Linked DNA regions of Homo sapiens: region 1 is linked to region 2. A link is a loop called in an ENCODE intact Hi-C map of the cell type or tissue named here. Cell type or tissue: endothelial cell of umbilical vein. All regions are shown on one strand. Each heading gives the region's core, and the rest is flanking DNA. Links, peaks and the distances in the headings are about the cores only. Region 1 has its middle 15 kb from the start of PAXIP1-AS2. Region 2 overlaps BLACE (B cell acute lymphoblastic leukemia expressed).

Region 1 (9,167 bases), core at 1,589-6,588, 440 kb before region 2:
CCACCGACAGTGCCCACAAGGCACACCTGATCCCACTCTTCCGCACGCTTTCCCCATCTGGACCCTCTTCACACCCCTGATCTCTGGCAGAGGAGGGGACTGGGTTGGGGGTCCGCCTTCCCCCACTCACTCTCTTTGTGACTTCAGCAACCACCTCGGCCTCCCACCCTGTTCTTCCCCTTAGCAACACGAAGGCTTGGGCGAGAGAGTGGCGAACGCCATTTCCCACTCTACCGGTTCGGGTTCCTATGCTTTTCCCCGGCCCTGAGAGACAGCACTGCCACCCTTTCCACTCCTGCAGGGAGATCTGCCACACGAAGTAGGACGGATGTGAAGCAAACAGGCGACAGGGTCACCTGCCCTCCCAGACAGCCTTCCACAGCAGGGAGGACGGAGGAGAGAGGGAGGGGCACACCCTGGAGGCTGGGGAAGGTCTCATTCCTGGTTGGCAAACTCTCCTCTTCATGCCCACCCTGCATGACTCCTCCCAGGCCGCTACCAGTTCACACCCCAGCATCTGTGCCCGGCCCAGCCCTGGGCACTGAGCACAGTATGGCAGCACCCAGCACACAGAAGCCGGGCCCCTGCACAGCTGGATTCCAGTGGGGACAGAACGACAATACATATGAGAAATCTATTGCCCGAGAGGGCGCCTCGCACAGAGGGAGAGCAGAGCATGAGGAGGGGCTGGGCTGGGGTGGAGGCATCGTTCTCATGGAGGTGGCATGGGAGCCCTGCTTAGAAACTGGAGTCTACACAAAGCCCTGGGGAGTGGGGGAATGCGTGGTGCAGATGCCTGCGAAGGGGGCTCCAGGCAGAGGAACCCCAAGTTCATGGCCCAAAGGGAGTGCCTCCCCAGCACAACCCCAGAATGCCAGAGAGCCCTGTGTGGCCAGAGTGGGGCGGAGGCACAGGGAGAGGCTCTATCTGTCCATCCATCCTGCTGGGCGGGTGCCCCTCAGAGGCCACAGGGCCACAACGTCTCCTGGCTCTGTGCACACCCACCACTGTTGCCTGTTGTCTCAAGGGGCCAGCACAGAACCACCCCTGTCCCTGTGGACTTGCCCAGATGGACGAGTGCTTGGCACCCACAACAGGCAGACAGCAGGACCCAGGTCTAGCAGTGTGGTCAGAGAATGTCTCTGCCCCTTCTCAACACAGGCCAGACTCCATCTCCAGCCTGTGCACCATCCCTGCAGCCCAGGAGGAGCTCATGCTGGCATCAGCATCCCCACACCCACATTCCTTTTGGCCCAGGCCCCACTGCAGAGCTCGGACTGCTAGACCCTGGATTAGCCACCCAGTCAGGAACTGTCCCTGTGAACTTTATAAAATTCATCAGGGCTGAGGGGAGGAAGAGAAAGGAAAATAGACCAAGCTGCAGCACACTCAGCATGAATCACTGGGTCAGCCTGCTCTGCAACCCCTTCCTCATTGCCGTTTGCTGCCTCTCACCCCAGAATCACATAAAGCCTGGCACAGATTACAGATGCCTTGAACTGCTCTATAGACAAGTTGAACATTATGAAATGTTAAGTTTTGTTTACATTTCTCTGAGATATCCTTTCAATTCCTGTGTACCAGTGCAACTACTGATGCCAGCTGGTCTGAAGGACTCCATAAAAAGCTGAGTCCCCACCAGAGAATGCAGTTTCCACCTCCTGATGACTTCACCCTCCTCACCCTGACCAATCAACCATCCCAGTTTTCCAGTACCTCACCCTCCTTAACAACCCCAGCCCAGAACTCCCCAGGGAGATGGATTTGAGGGTCTCCTCCCATCTCCTCACCTGGAGCCCTGCCGCCACTAAACTCTTTCTCTGCTGCAAACCCTGCTGTCTTGGTGCATTGGCTTGCGACTGCACGGGGGGCTATGACCTGGTGGCCTTGTAACAGTCAGTCCTGAACTTCAGCCCTATCCTGTAGTTTGGCCCAAGATCCCTGTGGTGTCCAGCCTCCAAGCTGGTGCCCTGAGATCCCCCTCCTGGTGCTCACCCTTGTGGAGGCCCCTTCCACAATGCACAAGGGCTGGTTGGTGTGACCAGCAGTGACCGCATGTCAATGCTGAGCTAAGAGGAGGTAATAAGAGACTGTGGCTTCTAAGGCTGGTGCTTGGTCTTTCCCCGCTCTCCTCTCTTTCTCTCCATCTCTCCTTTCCTTTTCTTTCTCCCAGTCTCTGTCTCTCCTCTCTCTGTGTGTCTATGTCTGCCTGAATGTCTCTCTCTGTCTCATCACTAACTCTGGGGAAACCCAGCTGCCACTCAAGCAGAGGCCCCTGAGCAGCCTGTCTTGCAGAGCCCTGAGATGGCTGCAGTCCCTGCTGAGAGCCTGACTGCAAACTCCCAAGAGAGCCTGGGCCAGAGCCACGCAATCAAGCCTCAGCCAGATTCCTGGCCCTCAGACACTGGGAGATAATCAGTGTGGTGTTAAGCTTCTAAGTATTGGGGTTGTATGTTACACAGCAGTAGGTAACTAATACAATCCCAGATGCTAGTCACCTGCCTCCCCTAACACACAGGAGACCGCCTGTCTGGACAGCCTCATTGGCCCCATGGATTCCCTTGGCCTGGCCCAGAAAGCTGCCCTCAGGAGCTGTAGAACTGAGATCCTTCTGCAGGGCCCTGTGGGCCTGAGCACATCCTTGAGGCTCCAGTTCTCCCTCAAACCCCAGCCCAGGGGTCACATAGGCAACCAAAGGTCTTTACTTTAAATTTTAGAAAATTGCTAACTGCAGCTCAATGACCAGCAGGACAGCGGCTTGATATCAGATAATGGAATCTGAGCAGCAGCTGATGTTAATCTGATTGTTCCCGACAGCCTGGGCAGGGCCAGAGAGACAGGCTTCAGGTCCCCGCACCTTTTGTCTGCAACACAGGGTCAAGTTTTGTTCTTGTCATCGGGCCATGTCTTCCAGTGTCATCAGCTCAGCACTTCATGTTCAGCATGTAATGACATTTGTTTTTCTTGCTAATTGCTCTTGGAGTGGTTTCCATTTCCCCAACTAGACTGAAATCTTGTTACCCCAGAAACAGTGTCTTTCTGTGAGTCTCACACAGAAAGGAGTGGACGGTGGGCTGCCTCTCTGTTCTACCCTGTATTGTCCCTAACCAGCTGTCCACCAGAGCACGATGACCACAGATAAATGACCTGCCATGTGACATCAAGTTGCTAGATTCACCAGCAACCAGTCACTCACCCGTTTCCTGAGTATAGATCTCTGGCTAACGACTCCACCTTGCACACTACAAGAATGTGGAGCAGGCTGGGCACGGTGCTCACACCTGTAATCCCAGCACTTTGGGAGGCTGAGGCAGATGGATCAACTGAGGTCAAGAGTTTGAGACCAGCCTGGCCAACATGATGACACCCCATCTCTACTAAAAATATAAAAAATTAGCTGGGCGTGGTTGCAGGTGCCTGTAATCCCAGTTACTCGGGAGGCAGAAGTGGGAGAATTGCTTGAACCTGGGAGGCGGAGGTTGCAGTGAGCCGAGATCGTGCCATTGCACTCTAGCCTGGGCGACAGAGCAAAACTCCATCTCAAAAAAAAAAAAAAAAAAAAAGAACGTGGAGCAATGACCATAAAGAGTGAAGCTGACACTGAGAAGTGCTGGCATCCCCCTCCGTAGGCCAGGTGCGGTTCATCAGCACCCTCGGGTCTGAGCTTTTGAGCTGAGGCCTTTCCAAGCCTCAAGGGAGCAGATGGTAGAAGAAAAAAAATGTTAAATCCCCAAGCTGGAGGAAAGTGGGTTTGCCAAGAAAAATCCTTCCAAAATTGTGTCTCCAATACGACCGTGTTGTCTTTGACAGCAGAGACGTTTTTGTACAGCTTCCCTCCTATTTAGGAACAGCTGACGTGAACTCGACATCGGAAATATAAAATCAGCAGGGAAGTGGGTCTGAATCACGGGAAAGTTAGTTTTTTCAAGTGCCAAGGACAATTGAAAGCACATGCTTTTCAATTTGTCGACTGGTACAAATTGGTTTTTGGCACAAACAGAAATGTGACCAATTTCTACAGCTGCGAAAACGACCTCTGTGCAGCAGGACGGAGACAGGGGCAGCTGGCGTCCTTGGGTGGGCTCTGAGCCCCGTTCATCCCTGAGACTCTCCTCCCCGCTCATGTGGCCCCTTCTCTCAGCCCTGCAGCGGCCTCTCCCCACCCGGCATTGCTCTCTGTCCGCCAACTCACGTTTCTTGAACAGTCTTTGGAAAACATTTCTGGGCAGTGGAAGGGGTGTATCTCTTCCCAATTATTCAAGAACCAGCTCTGTGACCCTGGACAGGTCGCTGGAACCTCTTGGGCTTCAGCCAATGGGAAATGAGATGGTTGGCCAGAGGGTCCCCAAGACCCCAAACCTGTGAAACCCAGACCAGGCGATGTGGCCACAGGTTCCCAAGCAGCGGAAACTCTTAGATCGGCCTCCGCGTCTGAGAACAGAGCGCAGCGGAACTGCCGCGTGGCCAGCACCTGGGCCTCCCCCGGAGCTGCTCAGGAGTGCAGAGTTCAGGCCTTGCCCCCTGCTGAACTTGAACTGGACTGGCCCTGGGAGGCCACTCCTCAGGCCTTCAACCTGTCATCTGAGAGCCGCCAGCAGATGGCAGCAAAGGCCCAGCTCTGGCAGGTCTCTGAGGCCTCCCGGCTGGGCCGGGCCCTGGTACCTGGAGGAAGATTGCACGCTCTGGGACTGCGAGTTGCAAAGGTACCATGAGGAGCCCCGGGAGGTGAAAACACTTCCCGGGCTAACGTGGCGCCGAGAGGGACTGCGGACCCACTCTTGGCTTCCTCTTTAGAGGAGAGATGGAGCGGGGTCCGAAGCGCACAGGCTTCGAAGGAACTAGTGAGCCAGCCGAGGGCAGCGGGAGCCGCAGAAATCAGCTCGGAGAGAGTCGCGTGCAGGCTGCAGGTGTAGGGAGAGCCGGGGTCAGGCTCCGGTGCGCCGCGGGGGATGGCGGACCCTCCGGGGGCCGTGCTCCCCGCATTCCCACCACGGCGCAGGCATCGGGTGCCCTGCTCATCGCCCCTCCAGCCGGGGCCGGGCCTGCCTCTGGAAGCCCCACGGGTTCTCTGGGGCCTTTGGTTCCAGCGGGACCCAGGAGAGCAGCAGCTTTTGTCCGTGTGGGCCACGGTGACCTTCCCAGACACAAAATCAATGCCTAGGAATTGCGGAGTGACCCATCAGCACACGTAGAAAGGGTGGCATTTGTGACTTTTGTGCAGCTCGCTCAGGTGACACGAAGTCAGCTCCGAGCCCTGCCCAGCCCCAGCCGTCTCCTCCCAGCAGCTTCCAGGGCTGCAGCCACTGCAAGAAGCCAAAGGGGAACCCGTCCCCCCGGGGGGCCTGGGGACCAGCAAGACGAGGCGGGTAAATGGGCTTCGCGGGCGGCCGCAGGCAAAGCCAGGGAGGATCTCACATCCTCGTCAGCTCGGCAGCAGCAACACAGCACCGCGGGCCAGTGGGCTCAGCAGCGGGCGTCTGCGTTTCCCAGTCCTGGCGGCCACAGCCCGAGATCTGGGTGTGGGCAGGGCTGCTTCTGCCTGGGGCCTCTCTCCTCAGCTGAGCTGCCGTCTTCTCCCCGTGCCCTCACCTGACTGTCCCCGCGTGCACGGCTGTATCCTCATCTTCTCTTCTTGGAAGGACACCAGTCCTGCTGGATCAGGGCCCACCCACATGACCTCATTATACCTTACTGGCCGCCGTAGAGACCCCAGCTCCACATAAAGCCACATTCTGAGGTCCTGGGAGTTCGACCGGCAGCTTATGAATCTGGAGGACACAATTGATTCAGCCCGCAACCATCGCGGAGGCTTTGCTTGGGGCACAGCTGGCAGAGTGTGAGTCACCCAGCGCCAGCACCACACGGTGGTGGTCGGGGGTAGCACCCGGGGCTCCAGGCGCAGGGAGCCCAGCTGCAGTGCGGGTGCTGCTGAGAGCTGGAGAACGCTGGGGAGACACGCGGCCCGGGCTTCCCGGGCCTGGCTGGCTGCACTGCCCCCCACACCCGGGGGTCTGACTTAGCAGGTCTTAGGGGTGTCCAAGAACCTACTTTTAACCAGTCCCTAGGTACCTTAAGACCAGGAGGAGGATTTGGAAGATCCCGCTTTGTGCTAATTTCATCTAATCCTTGCCATAGGCCTATTAGAGGTAAGAAAACAGAGCTACAGAGGTTGAAGAAAAATTCTCAAGATCACATTAAAAGTACATTTACCATTCAAACCTAGGGTCATGTGGCTTCAGAGCCCTTGTTCTGAAACCCGTGCCGGCATTCCATTTCTAGACCAGGGTGGTGAGCACCAAAGCCCCAGAGAACCCAAGGGGGTTCCAGAAGCAGGCCCAGCCCTGGGTGGAGAGGCGGTGCCAGGATGCCTGACACTGCACAACCTCAGCCCAGGACACCTGCAGCCCAGCACACCTGACACCCACACAACCTAGCCCAGGACACCTGATGTCCACAACCTAGCCCAGCACACCTGACACTCCTGCAACCTCAGCCCAGGACACCTGCAGCTCAGGACACCTGACTCCCACACAACCTCAGCCTAGCACACCTGACACCATATGCCCTCAGCCCAGGACACCTGCAGCCCAGCACACCCGACAGTACCCTACCTCAGAGTAGAGGTGATGTTCAGAGCACTAACAGCTTCGGGGCACAACCCGCTGGGGCTGCCCACATTGGGCTGGAACAGCCCCCTCCAAGCTCCCCCATGTCAGGTATTTGGCTCCCCTGGTGCCGGATGATGAGGTGATATTAGTGGGCGGGGACACCCAAGAGAGGGGCTCATGCAGCGCTACTACAAACTCGTGTGGGAGGATTTCCATATTTCAGTATTTTTACCACAAATCAGGGCTCCACAGTGCCGGCTGCTGACTCTGCCATTCTTAGATCAAACTTCTAGGCTCTTAGTGCAATAAAATACAAGTGACAGAAGTGTCCCCAGAGATCCCCCGCAGTGTGCGGCTGGGGTTACAAGTGGATCCCAAGTCTCCTCATCCCCAAAGTGCCATTTGACCAGGGGTACCCCTCACAGCAGCCTGCAGCTTCCCTTTTCCTCTCCTCCATCCTTAGCTTTCCCAGGCCACCCCTTCCCAGCACCAATCCACAAAACCACGTGTTGCCCAGGTCCCCGTGTCTTGGCTCAATAGGTGACTCCAAAACAAAAGCGTTGCATCTTTAAAAGTGCCATCATTTCCTGTCCGTGTGTGCTGGCAAGACTGGCTTGGAGGCTGGGATCAGGGCCTGGGAACAGATGGGCCGAGTGGGGGGCAGGCAGGGGCAGGCGGGGAATGCCCAGCAAGAACAGGGGACGCCTACGTAAGAGGAAAGCTGTCCTGGGCGCCCCAGGAGAGTCCCGGCTCGGGGCCCTGCATGTCGCCGGCAGAGAGAGAAGGCCGGTGGGTGGGAAGTGTCACCTGAGCCCCCTGCTCTGTCCACAGGCCCAAGTAAAAGGAGACCCAGCACCACCTGCCATAACTCACAGTGGCTAAGGGCGCGATGTTGGAGCCTGTGCCTGGGGTAGACCCTGGTCATGCTACTGAAACCTCTGTGCTCTGCCCTCCTCTGCTGTGGAAGGGAGGAAGTGACAGCACCTGTCTTCTGTTGGCATTCTGAGGATAAAGTGGGTGTGTATATGCACAGGACTTAGCTCAGGATCGGGCATGGGCAAGCACAGTGCAAGCACCTGTCCTAACTGTGCACTGTTTCCCATCATTACTATTTAATTATTATTACTCTCATTCCTCTCCTTGGCTAATGGGGTGTGACGGCTGGAACGGGAACCAGGTGCATGCATCGGACGAGAAGCGCACTTGGACTGGCCTCTGTGTCTGATGGTGAATTGGTGTTTCTGAGGTTCAACCTCTGGATAGTGCTTCTGTGCACTAACCAGTCTCCACAAGCCTAGTAACCAATCTTCAGATGACTAGTAACCAGTCTCCAGATGACTAGTAACTGATTGTAACCAATTGCCAGATGGCTAGTAACCAATCTTCAGATGATCAGTAACCAGATCATGACTAGTAGCCAATCTCCAGATGACTACTAACCAGTCTCCAGATGACTGATAACTAACCAGTCTCCAGATGGCTAGTAACCAGTCTCCGAATGACTTGTAACCAGTCTCCAGACGGCTAGTAGCCAGTCTCCAGATGACTATTAACTAATCTTCAGATGACTAGTAATTAATCAGTCTCCAAACTAGTAACCCACTGCCAGATGACGAGTAACCAGTCTCCAAATGACTAGTACCCTGGTCTCCAAATGGCTAGTAACCAATTTCCAGATGACTAGTAACCAGTCTCCAGATGGCTAATAACCAGTTTCCCGATGACTAGTAACCAATCTCCAGATGACTAGTAACTGGTCTCCAGATGGCTCCCCAAGAGACCACACCTTCAGTGTCATGCGTGGGACGCTCCCCCAACACTGAGCTGCCTGTCCTTGTGTCACCAGTAGCACCATGGTGGCGACACATGTCACTTCAGAGACTCAGTGATCAGAAGGCTTGAAGTACCCACCTTGGTGTCTGGGAATGCACAGTCCAGCCCACGCTGAAGAGAGAAGTGGGCAGAGCAACGCTGGTCAGCCCCCAGCCCTTTCCGTCAGTGCAGCCCCAGCCGACATGGGGAAGGGCTAGCTCACATCTTCCAGCCCAGGAGACAGGGATGGCCTGGAGAGGTCATGGGACCCTGTGGGGCCATCTCAGTCACCTCCAGCCAGGGAAGCCACGCTCCGCTGGGGCGGGAGAGTTGTGGAACAGGCTCAGGCAGCCCCTGCTGTGCCCCTCCCACAGGATCCTGAGCACAGTGAAATGGTCCTTGTTTTAGGGAATTGAGTTTTGGAGTGTGTGTTCCCTACCTAGCTATATATATCCCAAAAATATCCTGGTGTTCAGGCCACCGTGCCCAATGGAAGAGGGCAAGCCCTTCATATGTGTATGGCTGGAAAAGGACTCTCATCGATTTCCCTTTTGAATTTGGAGCCCTCAAAATCATCTTTGGAGAAAGGCATAGTCCTGTCTCCCACGCACACATCCTTAACTTTGGCAAATAAACCTCCTGAAATGATTGAGACTTGTCTCGTCACTTTTCTCAGTTGACACCCTCAAGGACTCTAACTGGGGCTGTTAATGGTCAACCTAAGATCATCAAAAGGCTTGGGATCCA
Region 2 (9,167 bases), core at 2,784-7,783:
GCCTCATCACAGCCGTCATGGTGCTGCTCCTGCCACACCGGCAAAGGTCCCACTGCAGGAGTGGAGGGAAGAGCCTCCCTCACACTTTTGGGTCTGAGACTGCTTTGGACTGGAGGAAGCTCCATTTTGGGGTGGGACCAAGAGGCAGAGACCCCCTCAGAGGCAGCTGTGAACATGTGGACAAGTTACTGTGCCTATTCAGTTAGATCAGTCCAGCCACCTGATGCATTTGTGGCTGCACCAGAGACTGCCACTTGTCCTCTAGTATCCACTTTTCCTTCTAGAACCATCTAGGCTGCCCCGGATACTCTGTGAAAGATTTCGCTCCCCAGTCTCCATGTAGCTAAGGGAACATGTGGCCCAGGACAGTAGCAGAAGTGGCCCGAGAAGCTTCCGGCTGGGGTATGTATAGGGTGGCACATCTTGCCCCTTGCTCTGCTGGTGTGCAGGGGACACGGACATGAGCGAGGACCCAGGAGGATGCTGGACGGCTCAGTCTGGGGAGGAGCCATCCCTCTCTGACTCCTTTCACCTCCTGATGTGTACCGGGGCGAGGCTTACCTGGATGAACACCGTGAATGAAATGGAACAGCAGTGGGTCGAGCCCCGCCTTGGGGCATCGCAGCACCAGGAACGTGGCTCACACTAACATGCGTGACCTCGGCTAAGCTTCATGACAGTCCTGTAAGAGGAGGGCTGTCTTTATCCTCTTTCTCAGATGAGAAGACTGAGGCCCAGAGAACTCCACAGCCGCTCAGACCGCACAGGCAGGAAAAGGCAGATGTGGGACTCAACTCCAGCCTCTGCCGTTCGTCACCAGCTGAACGTGGGCAGTTACCCCTCTGAGTTTCCTCAGCTGTCCAAGTGGCAACTGGTGCCCTCAGGGCTGCTGTGAGGGCCGAGTGGGACAAGGACCAGCCGGTCCCCATTAAAGGGCCATTTTGAGGTGCAAAAAGGCTGATGTCTGCAACTCTGTTGGTGCAACCTCATATATAAAGAGCCAGGGGAGGGGCTAGACCTACAGCAGACACTGTCATCATCCTGATCTGGGGGGGCACCTTAAAGGGGAGCTGCACCCCCAAATGCCGGGAGCTTTTCCATTGTCCTGGGAGAACAGGGGAAGCCTGGGGTGGAAAATGCATTGGGTTTAACCGCAGCCTTTTGTGGGTGGCAGTGCTGTGCATGTGTGTGTCTGTGTGTGTGTGTCCAGGGATGGGGATTGTGGCATTTTATTGGTAACCTAAATAACTGTGGCGAAAGCTTCCAGCACAGTAGAAAGGCGAAGTCACTCATTGTTTTTTCATTAAGAGCGTCTAAATGACAGATTGGAGCAGGTGCAATATTATCATTTAATTTGTCTCTCTGCCATTTTTTAGGCTACAAGTGTTCTCCTGGGTCTTAGGAGGAACTAGTTGAAAACGTTCAAGGCACCGACCGTTCCAATGTTTTTAACAATTTAAAAGCAACTGAAGCTAGCAGAAATACTCCACTGTGAAAACATCAGTGCCATTAACCCACTGGACAGGACACCCCAGGATCACGCTTAAGTTGCGCTTTATTCTCAGACGCTGACTCCATTCCCAAAGGACACTATGACAAGAATTATCTTCTCCAGAGCAAAGGCAATCTTGCCCAAGATGCTCCAAAGATGTCCAGGCATAAAGCCAAGCCCTCGTCTTTAGGAATGATCAAGTCAGGCAGCAAGCTTGCCTCCCTGGGAGACCCCACCTCCACCCCACCAACCACATGTCTCTGCTTGGCTCTTCAGACTCCGGGGCTGCAGGCCAGGACCCCAGACACTAGAACTCAGGGGACACCTGGCTGCACTCCTTATCCTAACCAAACCATTTGGTAAGTGTGATCTTACCAGCCAGCTGCTTGTAGGGGAGATGGGGTGAAAACTGTGGTCCCCAGGAAATGGGATCCCCATCCTTGGACTCGGGTGTCCTGCCTCCCCGCTGAAGGGCAAGAGACACATCTCGCGTTCCTGCAACGGGTGTGGGGCTGGGGTACTCAGAGAAGATGAACAGACCGGCCCACACAGGAGAGGCTCAAGTGCCCTCTGGAATTTCCCCACCTGGGGTTATACAGCAAATACATTATGTGAAAGGCAGCCCCCAACTTTTATTAGATTTTCATCAGGAATGATCTTGTTAAATATTTAAGATGGGCTTTTGAGAATGATATTTTTAAAGAATCATGTGACAAAGAGAAGAACACGGGGAAGCATAAATTTTTAAAATTCATTCCCTCGATATAATAATTCTACGAGGCATTTATTGCTGCTCAGCTCTAAGGAGAACCAATCAGCAAGTATCTTTCTTGTGGCCAACTATCCTGTCCTCTTGGCCCCAGGACCCCCATCTGCAATCGCCAATCCCAGTTGTTTACCTGAACTAATACCAGCTGGCTGGATGAAGACGGTAACTCAGATTTTTTTTAAGGGGACTGACTTTTGTGTTCCCACTAAATTAGCACTGTCTCTCTTACTGAATTAAACAGATTCTCTATTTTGGCATAGTAAGGTCCAGTCAAAGCACACACATACACACACATTTGCATGCACAGACATGCCATGCAAGTTCACACACACACACACCTGCACACACACTTGCATGCACAAACACTTGCATGCACAGACAGGCCATGCAGGTGCACACACACACACGTACACACACTTGCATGCACAGACACGCCATGCAGGTGCACACACACACCTGCACACACACACAGCATGTACACACACTCGCACACACACACTCACCTGCACATGCACACAGCATGCACACACACTTACATGGACAGACATGCCATGTAGGTGCACACACACTCGCAAACACACACTCACCTGCACACACCACACATGGCATGCACACACAGACATGCACACACACTTGCATGCACAGACACACCATGTAGGTGCGCACACACTCGCACACACACGGCATGCACAACACGGCATGCACACACACTTGCGTGCACACACACTCACCTGCACACACCCATGGCATGCACACACTCACACACACTCACTCGCACACACACAGCATGCACACACACGTGCACACACACTCACCTGCACGCACACACGGCATGCACACACGCACGTGCACACACATGCACATACATGACACAGACTTGCACACACATAAGACATGCACACACTTGCATGCACCAATATGCCATGCAGGCACACACGCACACGACACACACATTCACATGCACACACGCACATATGTGATACACTTGCACACACATGACGTGCACATACTTGCACACACAGGCACACTATCCCTTCATGCTGTCAGACACATCCTGTCACGCTCAGGCTGTGGGCATGGAGCCCGAGGGCAGGACAGAAGGTTGGGAATCCCAGGGCTTGTGTGTTTCTGGTGCTGCCCAGCCCCTGTCTCCTGCTGGGAAGGCAGGGACATGGGGCAGGGAGCTCACCAGGGTCACAGAAGCCCAAGACGAAGATGATGATGATGATGATGGACAAAAGGAATAGTGGGGGCACCTGGGAGGCGTGACATCACATGCCTGAGCCCTGGCCCTGCCCCATCGATCCCGCCTTCCCAAGGGTACCCAGCAAGTGTGCCCTGCTTCAGGTCCCATTTCACTATTCAGCCAACACAGAATCCCCACCGAGGTGCCAGCAGATGCAGAAGATGGGAGGGGCTGGCGAGCCAGGCAGGGCACCCCCAGGCGAGCCCCCCAGAGGGCAGAAAGGCTGGGACTTGTCTCTCAAGTAAAAGTCGAGGTTGCGTGACTGGGGGTCTGTCCCCAAGGCTGCCCCCGGTGGAGACGGCCACCGCCAGTCCACAGGACAGTGGAACAAGAGCAGATTCCATCCACTTACCATCCACTCTCCAAAGTGTAGCCCTTAGACCTCACCTAACTGCAGAGGAGATGGCAATGTGTGCCCCTAACATGTAGTTCCCTGACTAAAGGGACACCTGCCGTCTCTGCCACACTGAACACAAACCCTGGGCCTGCACCCTTTTCTCGGTTCTACAGTAGAACATACTTGAGAAAAGAAAAGCTGACTTCAAAGGACAGGACGGGACCTGCTCAGGGATAGCTGAACTTGAATCTGGGTTCAAAGCCTTTGAACAACATATGATGGGCCTAGTATTTGGGGTCAGGGATCCACCTTCTAGACCACCAGGACGGCGGAGGGGAAAGGAGCGTTTCTTGTAGCATTCCCCTTGCCCCTCCTCCTGACAGGCTGAGGCACCTGGTCCCTGAATTGCAGGAGGCAGTGCCCCTCAGCCAGGCTGCACAACCTTCCGTGGCCGTGAGGGGCAAGGCTGGTCCTGGCTCCAGCCCCTGCCACACTGCTTTGCCCAGCAGCCCCGGACTCTCCTGCCTGCGGTGTGCAGGTTCAACACCCCCATATGATTTACAATACATCATTTGGACTAACAGCTGTTGTCTAAGCTGCCTGTTAGGCAGGGTTCTGCAGGGAAGCAAAGCTAATAGGGTGTGTGTGTGTGTGTGTGTGTGTGTGCACACAAACGTGCACACATCTATATGTCTGTATCTTTGTCAAGAGGAAGAGAGATATTTATTTTAACAAAAATTCACTCACTGATTGTGGGGACTGGCGGGACTGAAATCTGTTGAACAGTCTTGCCGGCTGAGATTCAGGTAAGAGTTGATGCTGAGGTCCTGAGCCCGCGTTCTGCTGGGTAGCCAGTGGGGAACTCTGGCTGGGTTCCTACATTATCAGCTTGAGACAGAATTCCTCCTCCCTAGGGAGACCTCAGTCTTTGCCTTTAGACCTTCAGCTGATTGGGTGAGGCCCACCCACGCTGTGGAGGGCCATCTGTTTACTGAAAGGCAATTGGTTATAGGTGTTAAACACTATAAATAGTGTATCTACTATTTATACTATCAATAGCGTAGCAGGTACATTGAGTTAACGCTGTCAGAGGAGACAGTCCTCTGCCTAAAGACAGACCTCAGGACATGTGAGATGTCTATGCAAAGCCTCCTGCCCACACAGAATATAAGCAATATTAGCTTATAAGCATGACAAGGTGACACTCACCACCACAGCTGCCAACAGGAACTTGCCTCCTTCTCCTGCCTGGACGTCCACCAATACGTTTTACATTTGTGTTTTAATTCCTTTGAAGGAAACCAGGAACTTTCTCTAAAAACAGTGCCCTCCAGTGGGCAAAATTCCATCGTCTAGCCAGGGAGCTGGGCCAAAGGCGGCCCCAGGCAAGCCGACTGTGGTGCCTACATCCCTGAAGGGTTGTCAGAAAACAAAGACAATGATTCAGGCAGGCCCTGGGTGGCCCACACAGCCACCGTTCCTTTATTTGTCATCTGGCCTTTGTAGAGAAAGTTTGCCGAGCCCCGATCTGAGCATCTTTCATCTTCTCTCTCCATGTCTTGCTCCACACGCCACCATCTGCCACTTTCTGGATGGGCATTGCTTACTCGGCCTGAAGCGACGCTGTGCTGACACTAACAGTCTTTAGGTATTTCCCCTTGCCTTGGTGCATCTGCCTCCCCCTCCAGACCCCACCTGTCCTGCTCACGGTGTTTGTCCTTTACCCAGAACTGATCTGGCGCATCTGCGTATTCATCAAGCCTAAGTATTCATTAAGCGTAGCAGGTGCATTAAGTTAACGCTGTCAGAGGAGACGGTCCTCTGCCTAAAGGCAAACCTCGGGACATGTGAGAGGCCTATGCAAAGCCTCCTGCCCACACAGAATATAAGCAATATTAGCTGGTTAGTCATTTACACATTAGTATAAACAAGTACTCCCATCCTAGCCATGAAGGATAATTTAAAAGAGAGGAAAGTTTGGGCAGAATCAGAACACTGATGCCTGAGCAAGTGGATGACCAGAGAGGAAACCCTCTCTGGAGACAGGAAAGAAGTGACTAAAAAGGGGAGGTTGCCAGCACTGAAGACAAACCGTCTCTATTTCATCACTTCCCCAGGACTTGGCCCAAGTAACAGCTCCTCAAACCTTTCATTGGGCAAAGACTGCTCGATGAGTGACTCATAAACACAAAAAGCACAGGCACCGCTGCTCTGCACCCAGAGACTGTTTCCCCGCAGGGCTGCCAGGGAGGATCCCCCCAGGGTCTCCAGAACACAGGGTTCTGAGGTGTCAGTCCACCCTCCGTGGGGGAAAGGACTCCAAGGGAAATGTCTGGTTAGATAAAGCCACGCATGTGTACTTCCTCCGGGGCTGCTCGGAGCCTTCCCTCTGCTCACACATATGCCGTCACCTCTAGGAGAGGTCACGGGTGGCGGCGTGTCCCGAACTCTTTCCAACACGAGCTGCCCCTCACTTTCTGCCTGGTCTGCCAGAAACACCGAGAGAAGCCAATCTTCCAAGGCCCTCCGTCTGGGAAACTCTGACCTGGGGGCCACGCTAAGGGGAAAGCTCCCGTTCTGTAAATCAGTGCTCTCTTCCGAGGCCCAGCTGGAGGCAGGGATGATGTCTTTCATCATTCGCAGGAGGATGGCGTAAGCCCTGAGAGGTGTGAAAGGTAAGTAACGCCATGCTTTCCAAAGTCCCTCTGCCCACAGCTCCTCCTTCTGAAGGGAAGAAGAAAGGAAAGGGAAGGGAAGGCGATCACGAGGAAAGGAGGGAAGGTGGGGGTGCCAGGCGAGGGAGAGGCTGGGGGAGGCCCTGCCGCACCCCCTCTGTGCCTCCCTGGGACAGGCCTCCTGCCCCTCCCTCTGCTGGCAGCCTCGGTCTGTCCAGTCTCAGTTCCGCCCAGATGCCTGCAGCAGAGCCTGCTGTGGGGACCTGCTGGAGACGTGCAGCGCGCACCCAGCCTCTCATCAGCTCCAGGCTGCGCTGTCACCCCATGGACAGTGACTTCTGGCATCCACGCACTCCAGACAGATGTGCAGCCAGCGCCGCCAGCCCGGAAGGGCATCTGACACGTTTCTCAGCTGTGTTCCCTCTTTCAAGGTCACTGGCTTGAGCTCTTCCCTGCCCCGAGCACACGGACGTGGCAGCGGGCAGCGGGCAGATGGTGCACAGTCTCACATCCTCGGGCATCCGGCGGCGCGGGGACCCCTGTGGTCTCTGCACTGCGGGCACCTGCAAGCAGAGCTCTGCAGACAAAACTGAAGCCCCCCATCATCACAGGCCGGGCTCCTGCCCCAGCCCCTGCGCTGCCCTCGGAACCAGCCTGCACGCCCGCCCCACGGAGAGGCAGAGCTCTGCAGCTCCACAGCCCACGTTGTGCTGGCCAAAGTCACCACTGAGATGCCGGGGACTCAGGGGGCACAGGTGACCCCGAGCTCTGGCTCTGCAGCCCCGCCCACTGCAGGTCTCCGTGAGAGTAATACCTGTGTGTATTGTATATATTTTCTAAATTTTCTGTGTATTATGTTTTGACATCTTAGAAAAGCTTTCTGGCTGGGGAGAGCCTGCCCCTCCAGGGGCTGGCCAATTCTGATACAGCGAGGGCTCAGAGCATGCCTTTCATACGCAAACTAGCCAGCATACCTCCTCTCTCTGGCCCTAAACTCCCCGGGCGATATTCCCCTGCCCTGACCATCACAGCGCCAGGTCCTGGGTGACTAGGGACCACCCCCACCCACAGCCAAACCTGCTGAGATGATTCCAACTGGCCAGTCCTAAAGCATACACCTCCCTGCCCTTCCTTTTTCACGGAAGCCCCACTCCTGCCCAGGCACTCCCCTTGCTCTTGTCTGCTGCCTCCTGACCGCCCTGGCACCCCCCACCATGGCCCAGAGTGCACTAAACTTCCTCCTCATCCCCTCCTGTGGCCACATGACTTGACCGTGCCACATGGGCACGACATTCTCAAAACACCAAGGCAGGCCCGGGGAGGTATTTTTAGGTGGGGGCTGGGGCTGGGGAGTGGCTGGAAGGAAAAGCAGGGCAGGCTGCAGCATCCTCACTCACTTCCCCCCATCCCTGGGCTTTGCACTTCCCCCCCCTCAGGGCAGACAGGTGAGGACACACGGGCACCAAAATAAGCAAAGTGATGCCACAGCGGAGGTGGCAGCTCTGGAGCTGCTGGCCTTGCTGCCCTTCTGGCTGTCCACTGACCCCCTCCTCCAAGCGCTGTATGAGTCTCCTGTGGCCACCAGAATGACGTCCCACAGACTGGGCACCTTTAACAGTGGACATTCCTTCCCTCTCAGCTCTAGAGGCTGGAAGTCCTAGATGAGGGTGTCAGGGCCTCACCCCCTCTGAAGTCTGCAGGGAGGATCGCCCTGCACCTGGCCCAGTTCTGGTGTGGCCGGCAATCCCGGGGGTCCTTGGCTCCAGCCTCCCCTCTGCTGTTGCATGGCTATCTTCTCTGGGTGTCTCTCTGTGCCTCTGCTCCTCCTACAAGGACACCAGCCATTGTACTGAGGGCTCACCCTACTCCAGGGTGACCTCACCCCAACCTCACCAATGACATCTGCAGAGACCCTATTTCTATATAAGGTCACATTCTGAGGTTTGGGGATGGACCTTAATTTGGGGCACACTATTCACCCAGTACCAGCAAGTTCTGCTCAAGAGCCTGTCTGTCTCCCCAGGGCCAGTGCTCCTGTCTCCCCAGGGCCGGTGGTCCTCTCCGGCTCGCTGTGAGAGGAGACAACCTAGAAGCCCAGCAGTGGACCAGGTGCAAAAAAGCCACAGTCAGAACCCCTGTCCTGGCATCTTAAATCACAGCAGGTGGGAGCCAACAGCCATGGCCAAACACAGAAAGCTCGCGATTCCCACACCCCTCCCGCTCTGACCACGGACGTCACTTCCCGGGGCCTCATCTGCAAAATGAAAGGCTGGAGTTACTCGGTCCTTTCTCTATCTCCCTCCAGACCCAAGGCTCAGACTGCCTTCTCCCAGGGAGGCAAGAGGCCATGACCTTCACCCTGGGAATGTGACTGAAGAAGCTACTGGCTTGCCAAGGTCACACAGCCAATGACAACAGAACGGGAATGAAACCTCCTCTCCTTCCTGACTCCCCGGCCAGAGCTGACTCGGCTGCGGGAGGACGCCTATCCCACCTGACCCACTTCTGGGCCATCTGCGCCTCTTGGGCACCCCCAAGCCCCAGTTCTTTGTTCCGTTAGTGCTTGCCTCTCCATCCTATGATTATCCTCTGATAGTTTCTAGTCTCTAGGACAGCAATCCTGTCCTGCCCTGTGAGTATTTGCTGAC

What was found. Peaks named below come from ENCODE experiments on the same cell type or tissue, not always from the same donor. Only the 100,000 strongest peaks of a DNase experiment are listed, where the experiment ranks them.
Region 1: it touches region 2 in a loop (9-fold over the local background); 101 of 110 quality-filtered maps call a loop at or near these places.

The regions. Positions count from the first base shown.
Region 1 is chr7:154,909,298-154,918,464 of GRCh38, forward strand. No RefSeq gene overlaps it. Among named protein-coding and RNA genes, the nearest start is that of PAXIP1-AS2, 15 kb to the right of the region's middle. RefSeq lists an enhancer at 4,701-4,790. In endothelial cell of umbilical vein, for the core only: a CTCF peak has its summit at 4,611 (motif pointing right); a DNase peak (open chromatin) is centred at 4,634; H3K4me3 peaks cover 264 bases.
Region 2 is chr7:155,351,699-155,360,865 of GRCh38, forward strand. It overlaps BLACE (B cell acute lymphoblastic leukemia expressed), which reads right to left. Exons shown (of 6, transcript NR_103545.1): 5 at 8,202-8,345; 6 at 5,290-7,082. Among named protein-coding and RNA genes, the nearest start is that of BLACE, 12 kb to the right of the region's middle. In endothelial cell of umbilical vein, for the core only: a CTCF peak has its summit at 5,186 (motif pointing left); no DNase peak of the experiment used is centred there; H3K27me3 peaks cover 310 bases.